Regions from separate parts of the Homo sapiens genome. Here region 1 is linked to region 2. Evidence: chromatin contacts called from ENCODE Hi-C or POLR2A ChIA-PET data. All regions are on one chromosome and are shown on one strand. The core of a region is the stretch at or near the end of the contact, and the rest is flanking DNA. Distances in the headings are between cores, read along the strand shown. Region 1 overlaps FRMD5 (FERM domain containing 5). Region 2 holds the start of SERF2 (small EDRK-rich factor 2).

What was found. Hi-C counts contacts between places; a loop is a spot of excess contacts on that map. ChIA-PET counts read pairs that join two places held with the same protein, here RNA polymerase II (POLR2A). Pooled maps may share reads with other maps.
Region 1: a pooled map shows a loop between it and region 2 (3-fold over the local background). The contact joins the enhancer-like site here to the promoter of SERF2 in region 2. A Hi-C loop is called at or near these places in 2 of 50 pooled maps. POLR2A ChIA-PET finds 5 or more read pairs at or near these places in 2 of 52 experiments (OCI-LY7 and activated CD4-positive, alpha-beta T cell).

Annotation. Positions count from the first base shown.
Region 1 is chr15:43,891,419-43,896,992 of GRCh38, reverse strand. It overlaps FRMD5 (FERM domain containing 5), which reads left to right. Exons shown (of 14, transcript NM_032892.5): 8 at 4,924-5,012. Among named protein-coding and RNA genes, the nearest start is that of WDR76, 67 kb to the right of the region's middle. Within about 2 kb of position 2,797, at least 4 of the 41 ENCODE cell types and tissues checked have a DNase peak (open chromatin) inside an H3K27ac peak, as active enhancers do.
Region 2 is chr15:43,789,859-43,795,673 of GRCh38, reverse strand. SERF2 (small EDRK-rich factor 2) reads right to left here and starts at 3,354. Exons shown (of 3, transcript NM_001018108.4): 1 at 3,291-3,354; 2 at 2,591-2,699; 3 at 1-1,964. The coding sequence starts at 3,297. The coding sequence ends at 1,901. It overlaps SERF2-C15ORF63 (SERF2-C15orf63 readthrough), which reads right to left and starts at 3,698. Exons shown (of 6, transcript NR_037673.1): 1 at 3,291-3,698; 2 at 2,591-2,699. It overlaps SERINC4 (serine incorporator 4), which reads left to right. Exons shown (of 12, transcript NM_001258031.2): 11 at 133-286; 12 at 461-1,512. The coding sequence ends at 674. MIR1282 (microRNA 1282) reads left to right here and starts at 1,915; the gene lies at 1,915-2,015. RefSeq lists enhancers at 1-129, 130-631, 1,353-2,206, 2,542-2,871, 2,660-3,859 and a silencer at 3,592-3,671.

The sequences.
Region 1 (5,574 bases), core at 1,548-4,047, 100 kb before region 2:
CTCCTTCTCCTCTTCATTTCCATTCTAGTTTATTGTGGCCAAGTTTAAGTGTAGTATATTCAAACTGGGTGATTTTCATGACTGACTTCAGCTTCCCAACTGTGAGCTCTTTCAGAAATGGGCGTATCTGGTACAGCATGTGGAATCATCTTCCAGAGGGTTTTATAAGAAATAGTGGCTTCATTCATCAAAATTGAATTAGTTTGAGTCATGGCCCAGAGAGGGCACAGTATGACCCTAGAGGCCTAACAACCAAGAATGCTGTGTTGCCTACTCAGTCACACCCAGTGTGTCCTCTAGGGTGGCAGGAGACAGAAGGCTACTTTGAATCTGGAAATGGAACTGGTGGGGACTAGAAATGGTGGCCAGATGTTCCTGCTTCTGAACCAGTCAATGCTTTGATTTGCAAGAATCCTTTCCTGGGCAGAGTGATCATCCTAGGGTGAACTTTGCTGGTGTTGACTGACACAGGTGAAGTTTGATGGCAGGGGCCATGTAAACACATGAATGACAAGGAATGCATGTTCATCCCCTCTCCAAGGAGAATACCGTTGGCCACATCCTAGCAGTAAGATATTTGGTCTATCTCCCTAAAATCAGATGGAAGTAGTATTTCTCCAGGTATATATTATTGTCCTTATTTAGCAAATGAGGAAACCGAGGTTTGGAGAAGTGAAGTCACAGAGGAAAGAAGGAGGAGAGCTGGGGTCCTAAACTGAGACAGAAGCTCTTTTCACAAGGATGAGAAATTGAAAACAATTCTTTTTAACCTCACAACTGAAGAAGTGAACTAGATTATTTCGACTGTTACCTGCTGCAGAGTGTAGCTGGCGATATCCACGGCATAGCTATCAGGACCCTAGTTTGTTTTCCACCTCCCGACTCCATTAATGGCTCAGTCCTGTGGGCACTGATTTCATAGGGATGGGAAGGGGACAGAGAAGAAAGAGAATCCAGCTTGATAAAATGGGAGATCTGAAGAACAGGTGACTGTTGACTCTTCACTTCTCACCTTGTCCTCATTCCCTCCTCTTTTTGTCATGCAACTTGTTATTTTGCACACAAACTCCAACGGCAGGCTCACAACAAGAATGACAAGTCAGATAGAAGAATCTGGAGAAGTTCCAGGGAAGGTGTCAGTGTGGCTGCCTGCTTGTATTTTCATGCCAGTACAGATGTGAGATTTCCCACTGTAATTCGAGTCCCTTCCACACTGATTGCTGAGCCTCATGTGCCAGAGGCAAGTTGCAAACATCCCAGCTGTCATCTGCCCCTGCGGATACCGGGTGTCAGGGTCTTGCGGTGGCCTTCATCTGCATCTGTTGCATTTGAAGCAGTTTGGAGAACTGCTCTCTTCATATGAGATTGGGAACAATTGGGATTGTTCAAGGTGCTATTATTGCTTATGAAATGATGTGGCATCTCATTTTCATTGGGTTTTATTCCCAGCTCTCTGCTCTAAAGCAGCCAGTCTGGTTAGGAGAGGCTGTGCTCCTCTAACTCTAACACCTGCCTTCACTCAGAGGCCAGCTCTGAGGTATCTGCAGGATGCAGGGCAACCTGGCCAGCACCACCCATCTTGTGGGACTGTGTATTCCCTTTGCTCTGCAGAGGGACAGAGGTCACTGAGAGGACTCTGGCGGATCTCTGACTGTGTCATGGCCTCTGTTCCCTTCCCATTCTCACTTCAGATTCATGGATCACCCCACTCTTCCATGGTCCCCTAACAGTGAATTACTTCTCCTTTTTTCATTCTAACTTCCCACATTTTCGTTTCCTAACTAGCAAAATTTAAATCTGTCAACATCAGGAAAAATAGTAAAATGTTAGATTTTACAAAAGGATTTGTATTAAGTTCAACAAACTCAGCTAACTAGTAGCAGCTATAATAATATTAACAACAAACACAGGCCGGGTGTGGTGGCTCATGTCTGTAATGCCAGCACTTTGGGAGGCTGAGGTGGGTGGATCACTTGAGCCCAGGAGTTCAAGACCCACCTTGGCCATATGGTGAGACCTTGTCTCTAAAACAAACAAAAAACATGGCCACTAGCATTTGTGAGGTGCCTCCTAAACATAACCTATGAGGTAGGTAACACGATCAACCCTCATTCTAAGACAAGGAGTCTGACCATGGAGAAATTAAGGACCTGGCCACAGCCACACAATGAGTGGCAGAGCTGGACCTGGACCCGAGCGGTTTGACCAAGAGCCCGCACCACTGTGGTTCTAGTGGGGGTGCTCTTCTGCCTGTCACTGCCCATATGAGCCAGAGTGGAAGAAGCAGAGGGGGGCCCTCCGCTGCCTCCCTCCCCTGCCTTCCCTCCCAACTCCCTTCCCTACTTCCTTCCGTTATTTCAAGCTGTCCAGTAGCCTCCTGCAGGCCCAAGGCTTCATTTCCATCCCTCCACCTCTCCTTCCTAGGCCTTTCCTTTATCTCAGCGGGCATTATGACCCCTTCCGTGCCTCTGCCTCACCTCTGCCTCCCCTCTCATTTTTACGCACATACGGACGTTCCCCACTGCAGCCAGACTGGCCCCTCTGACCCACCCCACTGTCTAACACCTTCATCTGCTCAACATTTTCTGAGACCCTTTCTATACCACCATTCACACAATAAGGTCTCCACTCCCAGTCTCTTTCTTTCTAAGCCTGCAGTTGTAGGACTTCCCCGGGTCCTGCTTGCACAGTGAGCAGAAGAGACAGAACAGGCAGGCTGCCTCCCTCCCCAACCTCTCCCAGTCATTCTTACCTCAAGGCCACCCTTCCCTGACCCATACCTCTGCCAAGCCTGCCAGATTAGCCCTGGTGCCTCCTGACAGGAACAGTGTTTGTGTGTAGTGCCTGGTACTCAGATATTAATAACCACCACCAGGCACTGATTATAAGCAGGAGGAAAATCAGCCCTGTGGCTTCATAGTGTCTGCATTCCAGTTATTTTTAAACAGCTTTTTGTTCTGCCCATGACATTGTGCTTGTAGCCAAGTGTCTGGATCATGACAGACCCTGAGGAAAGGATAATAACAACAATACATTAATTGCAAATGTTTGCCAAACATACACTTAGTTTATTCCCTGGACCCAGATGCTCATACTTGTAACCCTGACTCTGAGAGATAGTTTTAAGGCAAAACTGGACTGCTTCTTGAGGCAGGACTCATGAGGCCCTGCAGAGGCCCCACTGTTCTTGCGACCAATCAGGCTGAGAATCTGTGTCAGGGAGGTGAGCCCTGAAAGCAGAGAGGCCAGGAGAGCCAAACCTCAGGCTGACCTGGCCCAGCAGCCTCAGCCCCCACACCCATGCCTCACGCCCGGTGTCTGGCCCTAACTCCATGGCACCACCTGAGCTGTGGCCCAGAAGACTCTCCTGCAGGCACATTTGACCAGCATCACAGCATAAGTTTCTGGTCACCTCAACACACTTACACCCTCTCCATCACCATTCATGCAGCCTGACGGTGCCAAATCTCACCTGACGCCCCTGTCACAAAGGAAGCCCCTCTGGGAGGGCAAAATCCTCCACCCAGCCTAGACCTCAGGGAGCTCACTTTCGCAAGTGAGGAAGCGAGACCTACAGCTTCTGCTCCGCCCGCTCCCCACTATGTTCAACAGAGCCTCAAGCCTGGTGTTTACTGACTGATGGTGCCAGTGACCAGGAGGCCCTCTCTGTTGGTTCAGGCACCTCAGGGCTGGTGGCAACTGTTCTATTTTGCCAGTTGCTTCTTGTTTTTTTCTTCAGCTAAACTTTCCTGAGGGGCCCAGTGTTATAGGACTATTATGAAAGTGGATAACAACTCCCCCACTCTTTAATAACAGCCTTTTAAGATGTAATTCACATACCATAAAATGTTTTTTTTTTTTTTTGTTTTTTCGTTTGTTTTGTTTTTTTGAGATGGAGTCTCACTCCGTCACCCAGGCTGGAGTGTGGTGGTACAATCTTGGCTCACTGCAACCTCCACCTCCTGGGTTCAAGCAATTCTCCTGTCTCAGCCTCCTGAGTAGCTGGGATTACAGGCACGCATCACCACGCCTGGCTAATGTTTGTCTTTTTAGTAGAGATGGGGTTTCACCATGTTGGCCAGGCTGGTCTCGAACTCCTGACCTCAGATGATCCACCTGCCTCGGCCTCCCAAAGTGCTGGGATTATAAGCACGAGCCACTGCTCCTGGCGATATGTGCCCTTTTAAAGTGTACAATTCAGTGGTTTTTAGTATATTCACAGGGTTAAAAGATCACAACCTGATTTTTTGTGACTGGCTTCTTTCACTTGGCATAATGTTTTCAAGGTTCGCCTGTGTTGTAGCGTCTATCAGTCCTTCATCCCTTTTTACCGGTGAATAAGATTCTACTGTATCATGATACTACTTGTTTATTCATTTATCAGTTAATGGAAACTTTACACTGGAAAATGGATTGGGTTGTTTCTGCTGTTTAGCTCTTAACACATACTGCTGCTATTAACATACATGTACCAGTTTCTGTGTGGACATGCATTTTTAAATCTCTGAGCACATACTGAGGAGTGGAATTGCTGGGTCATATGGTAACTCTATTTTTAACAATTTAAATGACTTTCAAACTCTTTCTCAAAGTGACTGTACCATTTAACAACCCCATCAGCAATGCATGAGGTGTTGCCATTCTCTTTGGATGTTCACAGCAACCTTCTAAGGTTGGTATCATTATAACCTACAACTTACAGATCAGGACACTGAGGCTCAGCAAGTAACTTGCCTGTAGTCATGCGGCTGGCAAGTGGCAAGGCTGAGACTCAAACTATGGTCTTGTGATTCCAGATGATATGCTTTTCCCTCTGTGACCTACTGCCAAGTATTAACCCTGCATCACCTATGAACAGCTGTGTTTCTTACCCTTTCACCTCTGTGCCTGCATCACCCGATGAGAAGTCTTTCTGTGTTGCAGGACGTGTCAGGAAATGCTGCATTTCTGGCCTTCACTCCTTTTGGGTTTGTTGTTCTTCAAGGAAACAAGAGGGTCCACTTCATTAAATGGTGAGCATCTTCATTTCCAAAATAGGCTCTTTATATCTCACCAACTGGGGAGGGGCGACGGTTCCCGTGTCCTTTGTCTGTGATTGGGCAGTTCTGGTTCAGAGCCCTCTCCAAAGCCTTGCGTTGATGGTGGTAACTGACGAAGGGAGTGGTCTCTTCCTAGGGATCCTTTTCTTCTAAAGGGGTGTCCCTGAGAGCCAACAGCCTCTCCAGAAAGGAAAAGGGATACAGAGGTTTGATTTCTGGGGAGGGTGAGAGGCCTGGGGCTGGAGCCAGTGTTAGCGGAGCAAAGTTCCTGTGAGAACTGAATCCTTGGGGCCGTCACCCACTGAGGGTCATAGTTAGCCCTGTTGAGCCGGCTGTTCTGGAGCATCTCTGTGGATGGCTTAGTGCCCTTACCTGCTCTACTAACAAGGGAGGGGCTCACAGACAGTGACCTCTGGGGCAGATATAAGTCCTTTGCTACTTTGGCAAAACACCCTCCTCAGACCAGCCCTCCCTGTGGGCATCGTGTCTGCAAAAGCTCAGTTGCTGCTGTCTCACTCCTATCCCTCTTGGGCAT
Region 2 (5,815 bases), core at 2,105-4,604:
AGGAACCATAAGAAGTGGTAGATCTCTGTGGAGTGCCATAAGAACCCTCAAGAGCCTTAACAAAGGTAGTTGGGGGAGAGGGGAAGAGGTGTTTCAGCAGCTCTGCTCCCAGCAGCCATTTCCTCTCTCCAGGGCAAAGGGGTGGGGCTGCGAGGCCAGCTGACCAAGAAACCCCTCCAGCTCCTCCAGTCCAAGTCCAGCATCTTTCCTACAACTATTCTGCCTTCCACTTCGTCTTCTTCCTTGCCTCACTCTATGTCATGGTTACCCTTACCAACTGGTTCAGGTAAGATGGAGTGGGCCTTAGATACTCTCCTGAAGAGCTAGCTATTTTAAGGAAAGAGCAATTCAAGGCCATTCCAGACACACATGGGTCTGCCATTATATTTGGTGAGGAGGTAGAACAGGTCTAAAAGCTAAGGCCCTTCATATTCTCTAACCAGAGCCTTTGGTTACACAGCTATGAGGGAGCAGAACTGGAAAAGACCTTCATCAAGGGTAGCTGGGCCACCTTCTGGGTCAAGGTTGCCTCATGCTGGGCCTGCGTACTCCTCTATCTGGGGCTGTTACTGGCACCACTCTGTTGGCCCCCCACCCAGAAACCCCAGCCCCTTATCTTGAGGCGCCGCCGCCACCGCATCATATCCCCAGATAACAAATATCCTCCAGTCTAAGTCCTTTTCACAAACTGGGGTTCCCCTGACATTGTACTCCTAGAGTTGGCTCAAGGGGAGCTGTCCAGCCCAGCTCAATACCTCAAGGACACACAGGGAGTTATCTCCGTTTGGGCTGAAGTCAATACTATGAACTGGAAGAAGTGGTCAAACACAGTCTAATGTGCTGGGCAGAGTGTCTGACTCACTGGAGCTACTGTTACATCTGCATCCCAGCTCAAGAGCCTAACACCCAAATCAGCAGCTCAAAGAACCACCGCTGATCCCAGCAGACAGTGTGGCACCAGCCCTTTCCTGGCTCTTGGGCTGGAAGTGGGGGTGGGGAAAGACCAACAGGGACTGAAGACTCGGCTCTGCCCTTGGAGAAAGGAAAATAAGGAGTTCAGCCCTGGGCACACGGATATAAGAAGCCCAGAACCACAGAACAAACCAGGGCATAGAAGAAAGGAGCACAGAGGCTACCCCAGGTTTTAATCCTGATTTTGAGGTCAAGGGAAGCGGGAAGACAAAACCACCCTCATTCCATGAGGAATGACAGAAGAGAAAGTGAACGCTTGACAGCAGCTGACCACGGGAAGTCGGTGAGCAGCAGGATTTTTTGGCCAACTTTCAAGCAGACGAACAAACTGAGGAAGAATGAGGAAAAGAGGCATAAACACAGATCTTGCAGCATTCACTCTTAGGCCAACTCCATCCTAGAGATGGTGTTCAAGGGTGGGGAACAAAAATCACAGAAAAGAAGTCTCTATGGTTCTTAGAGGATTCCTCTACTGCATATCCGGAGTACTTGTTTGGTTGTCATTGTATAATAAAGGCTTCTTCTGTGATGTTTCACTTATTAAGTCTACATACCCACAATCTGAATCTAAAGAGTTCTCCCTTTTTTGGTGGGAAAGGGCAGTCATTCTTCCAACCCCATCCCCCCAAGTCCCCAGTCAAACCAGGCGCTCAAGGAATTACAAAGCTACTTTTAATACTTTGGGGTGAGCCCCACAGGAATAAAAAACACTGGGAAGGGGTAACCCCCTCACCCCCGGGAGTGGCCCAGGGGGAGAGAGGCTACCTGAGGGGAAGGAAGCACAAAAGGGACCCGCTGCAGACTCAGGGCAAAGGGAATGCCATCGGTGCTGGGACCTGTGAGCACTACAGGAGGAAACGCGAGCGTGGTGGGACTGGCTCCAGGCACACAGGCGAAGGGCAAGAGGGTTGGACACGAAGCCACAAAGCTACTTGGGTTCCTCCTTCTTCTCGTTTGCCTTTTTCTGCTTCTGCTGCATGATCTCCGAGTCCCTGGGGGTAGAGATGATGGGGCACTGGGAGGTACCAGAGGGCAAAAAGGACAAGATGCAGGGGGATGAAGGGCACAAAGGATAAGATGGAAGTGGATGGGACTAAGTTCAGCGTTTGGCTGCTGTACTCCCACCCTAGGAGAACAAGAGGAAGAGAGCTGAGGCTCAAAAGGCGACCAGTCTCCATCTGGCTGTTGCCCAAGGGGTCAGAAGTCTGGTGACACAGGCCCAAGGGTCTCTATTCTGTATTGAGGACCACACCCAGCAACACCAGTGAGGAGGTTGGGAGAAGGGAGGAGAACCGAACAGCAAGGAGGGCCAAAAGTACTGGGCTGCCGTAACCACAACTGTATTTGAAATGTGAAGCTCCCTGCCCTTGCCCTTAAGGTCAGACCCAGGGACGCTCAGAAATCAGACTGAGGGCAGGCGCCCGCCCCCGTCCTTTCCTGTAAGGCTGTGAGCTAACAATTTGGAGGGTGGGGAGGAAATAAAACCCTAGAGGAAGCAATGCACTCTGCTCCTCACGACTAGTCCACATTCAAGCCCTGAGGTAGCTCTCTTTCCTTCTATAACCCTTGGTCTAACCCAGGTCTCCACCGTCCCTTTCCCTCCCCTCCCTGGGGCTACCTCTGCTTGCGGGCGGCAGCAGAAAGCCCGTCATCTCGGCGCTTTCCCTTAACCGAGTCGCTCTGCTTTTTCATATTCTTCTGGCGGGCGAGCTCACGCTGGTTACCGCCTAAGGAAAGAAAATTAAAGGTGAGACGCGGGGGCCGCTCTGCCCACACACCGGCGACCCTTCTACCCCAGCGCGGCCAGCAGCAGGATCCAACACCACTTCAATCTCCGGGCCCCGACAACGGCCCATCGAGGCCCAGGCTGCTTGGGGTAGGGGGGAGTGGCGAATCTGCCACGGGCCAGGTCAAAATACGGACTAGAGAAGGGAGGTCCCAAGGGGCCAGCTGGAGGCGTGTTTTGGGGCGGCGTGGGGCCCAAACAGCTGGCAAGGTGTGTGTGGACGGTTTGGGTCTCCGTGGGGGATGGGCTGGCTTGTGGAGTGGGGGCTCTGGGCCTATCACAGGGGCGCTGGCCTTCTCCTTACACCGCGGAAGATCCGGGAGGGCCTATGCCTAACCCGGGAGGGTGGTCCCGTGAAGTAGCCGTGGGCAAAGGGCTCGATTTCCGGGCACCGAGTGTGAGGGTGGCCACAGAGCGCGCCCAGAGAAACGCCTTGCTAGGGAAGCTACGGAAGGTCAAAGCCGGCGCCTCGCCGGTGGTGTTTAGGGTGAACGGAAAGAAAAGGGCAAGGAGAAGGGGGCTCGGTGCTCACGGGTCATGGCGACGGCAGCGGCTCCAACCTGCCTCCGTTACGTCCCCTCGTTCTGTCGGACGTTGCAGGTCCCGCCCCTTCTGGCAACGTAGCACAGTCGTTCCTTTCCTCCCCGCCCCTTCGCGCCCGGGAGCCGGCTCCCATTGGACAAGAAAAAGCACGTGGATCCACGGGTCGTGCTTGAGCCGGGGTGGGTAAGTGGCGGAGGGTCGCAGGCGGAGCGCTCAGCGTGGGGCGGGGCTTCCCGAGTGAGACGTAGGGACGGGCCTGGAGAAACTAGGCCGGGTCACGTGGGCAGGTTGGGGGTGGAGGGGTGCGGCTGGCGATGTGGCGCTCCCGCGGGCTCGAGCACGTGACCGTGCAGAGTGACCTCATGCGGGGACAGTTTGGGGTACTGACAAAGTCGCCCTGAAAGAACGCCCGTAGACAAGAGGGCGGGGTTTCAGCCAGTTCTGTGTTACGAGTACTCTACTACTAAACTTGTGCTTACTTAGGACCACCTCTCAGCCACTTATTTGGACACGAGTTGTTCACAGCTCGCTTAAAATCAAGTACAAACACAACTTCAGAAACCCGCTTCTACTCCCATTGTCCCCTTCCACGCCCCTTCACTGTAGAAAATCGCAGCAACATCTGGTATTTCCTAAAACTCTACCCTGTTCGTTTTCCCCCAGAAACTTTAAATGTGAACATGCAGCTTGGAAGTATTGGAGGACTCCAAAAGTCACAGACTATGGAGTTGGATCAGTGGCTGAGATTAGATAATTCACATATTCGCTTTTCCCCTCTGGAGCTTTTCTTACTGTACCATCGCCACCAGCCACCCGGTTTTGTATTAAGACCCTGGAGGGCCGGGCGTGGTGGCTCACGCCTGTAATCCCAGCACTTTGGGAGGCTGAGGTGGGCAGATCAGAAGGTCAGGAGTTCGAGACCAGCAGCCTGACCAACAATGGTGAAAACCCTAAAAATACAAAAAATTAGCCGGGCGTGGTGGCGCGCCTGTAATTCCAGCTACTTGGGAGGCTGAGGCAGGAGAATCGCTTGAACCCGGGAGGCGGAAGTTGCAGTGAGCCGAGATCGCGCCATTGCACTCCAGCCCAGGCGACAGTGCGAGATCCCGTCTAAAAAAAAAGTTAATAAGAATTAGCCGGGCGTGGTGGCGGGCGCCTGTAGTCCCAGCTACTCAGGAGGCTGAGGCAGGAGAATGGCGTGAACCCGGTAGATGGAGCTTGCAGTGAGCCGAGATCGCACCACTGCACTCTAGCCTGGGCGACAGAGCGAGACTGCATCTCAAAAAAAAAAGAGTTAATAAGAAAGGCTGGGCAAGGTGGCTCACGCCTGTAATCCCAGCACTTTGGGAGGCAGAGGCGGGTGGATCACGAGGTCAGGACATCGAGACCATCCTGGCTAACACGGTAAAACCCCGTCTCTACTAAAAATACAAAAAAAAAAAATAGCTGGGTGTGGTGGCAGGCGCCTGTAGTCCCAGCTACTTGAGAGGCTGAGGCCGGAGAACCGTGTGAACCCAGGAGCAGCAGCTTGCAGTGAGCCGAGATCACGCCACTGCCCTCCAGCCTGGGCGACAGAGCCAGACTCCATCTCAAAATAAATAATAAATAAACAGTTAATAAGAGACACCCAAGCTGGAGTGCATTGGCGTGATCTCGGCTCACTGCAACCTCTGCTTCCTGTGTTCAAGCTATTCTCCCACCTCAGCCTCCCAAGTAGCTGCGATTACAGGCACCCGCCATCATGCCCGGCTAATTTTTGTATTTTTGTTTTTCTGGAGATGGGATTCCATCATGTTGGCTAGGCTGGTCTGGAACTCCTGACCTCAGGTGATCCGCCCTCCTTGGCCCCCCAAAGTGCAAGGATTACAGGTGTGAGCCACGGTGCACAGCCACAATTGGGTATATCTTGATGAGCACAGCATATTCCTATAATCATGAAAGATACAGAGAAAAAAGCTCTCTCACACTTTCTCTCTCTCCCTCTCCCTGTCTGCCTCTCTCTCTCTAATATCCATATATGTATTTATATGTCTGTCTATATATATGAATTTTTGGTTTTTTTTGAGACAGTCTTACTCTGTTACCCAGGCTGGAGGCTGGAGTGGTATGCTCTCGGCTCACTGCAACCTCCACCATCTTGTATTCAAGCGATTCTCCTTTCTCAGCCTCCCGAGTAGCTGGGATTACAGGCACCCGCCACCACGCCCGGATAATTTTTTTTTTTTTTTTTTGAGATGGAGTCTTGCTCTGTCGCCCAGGTTGGAGTACAGTGGTGCGATTTCGGCTCACTGCAACCTCCACCTCCCAGGTTCAAGCAATTCTCCTGCCTCAGCTTCCCGAGTAGCTGGGCCTACAGGTGCGTGCCACCACGCTCGGCTAATTTTTGTATTTTTTAGTAGAGACAGGCTTTAACCATGTTGGTCAGGCTGGTCTCAAACTCCTGACCTCAGGTGATCCACCTGCCTCGGCCTCCCACAGTGCTGGGATAACAGGTGCAAGCCACTGTGCTCGGAC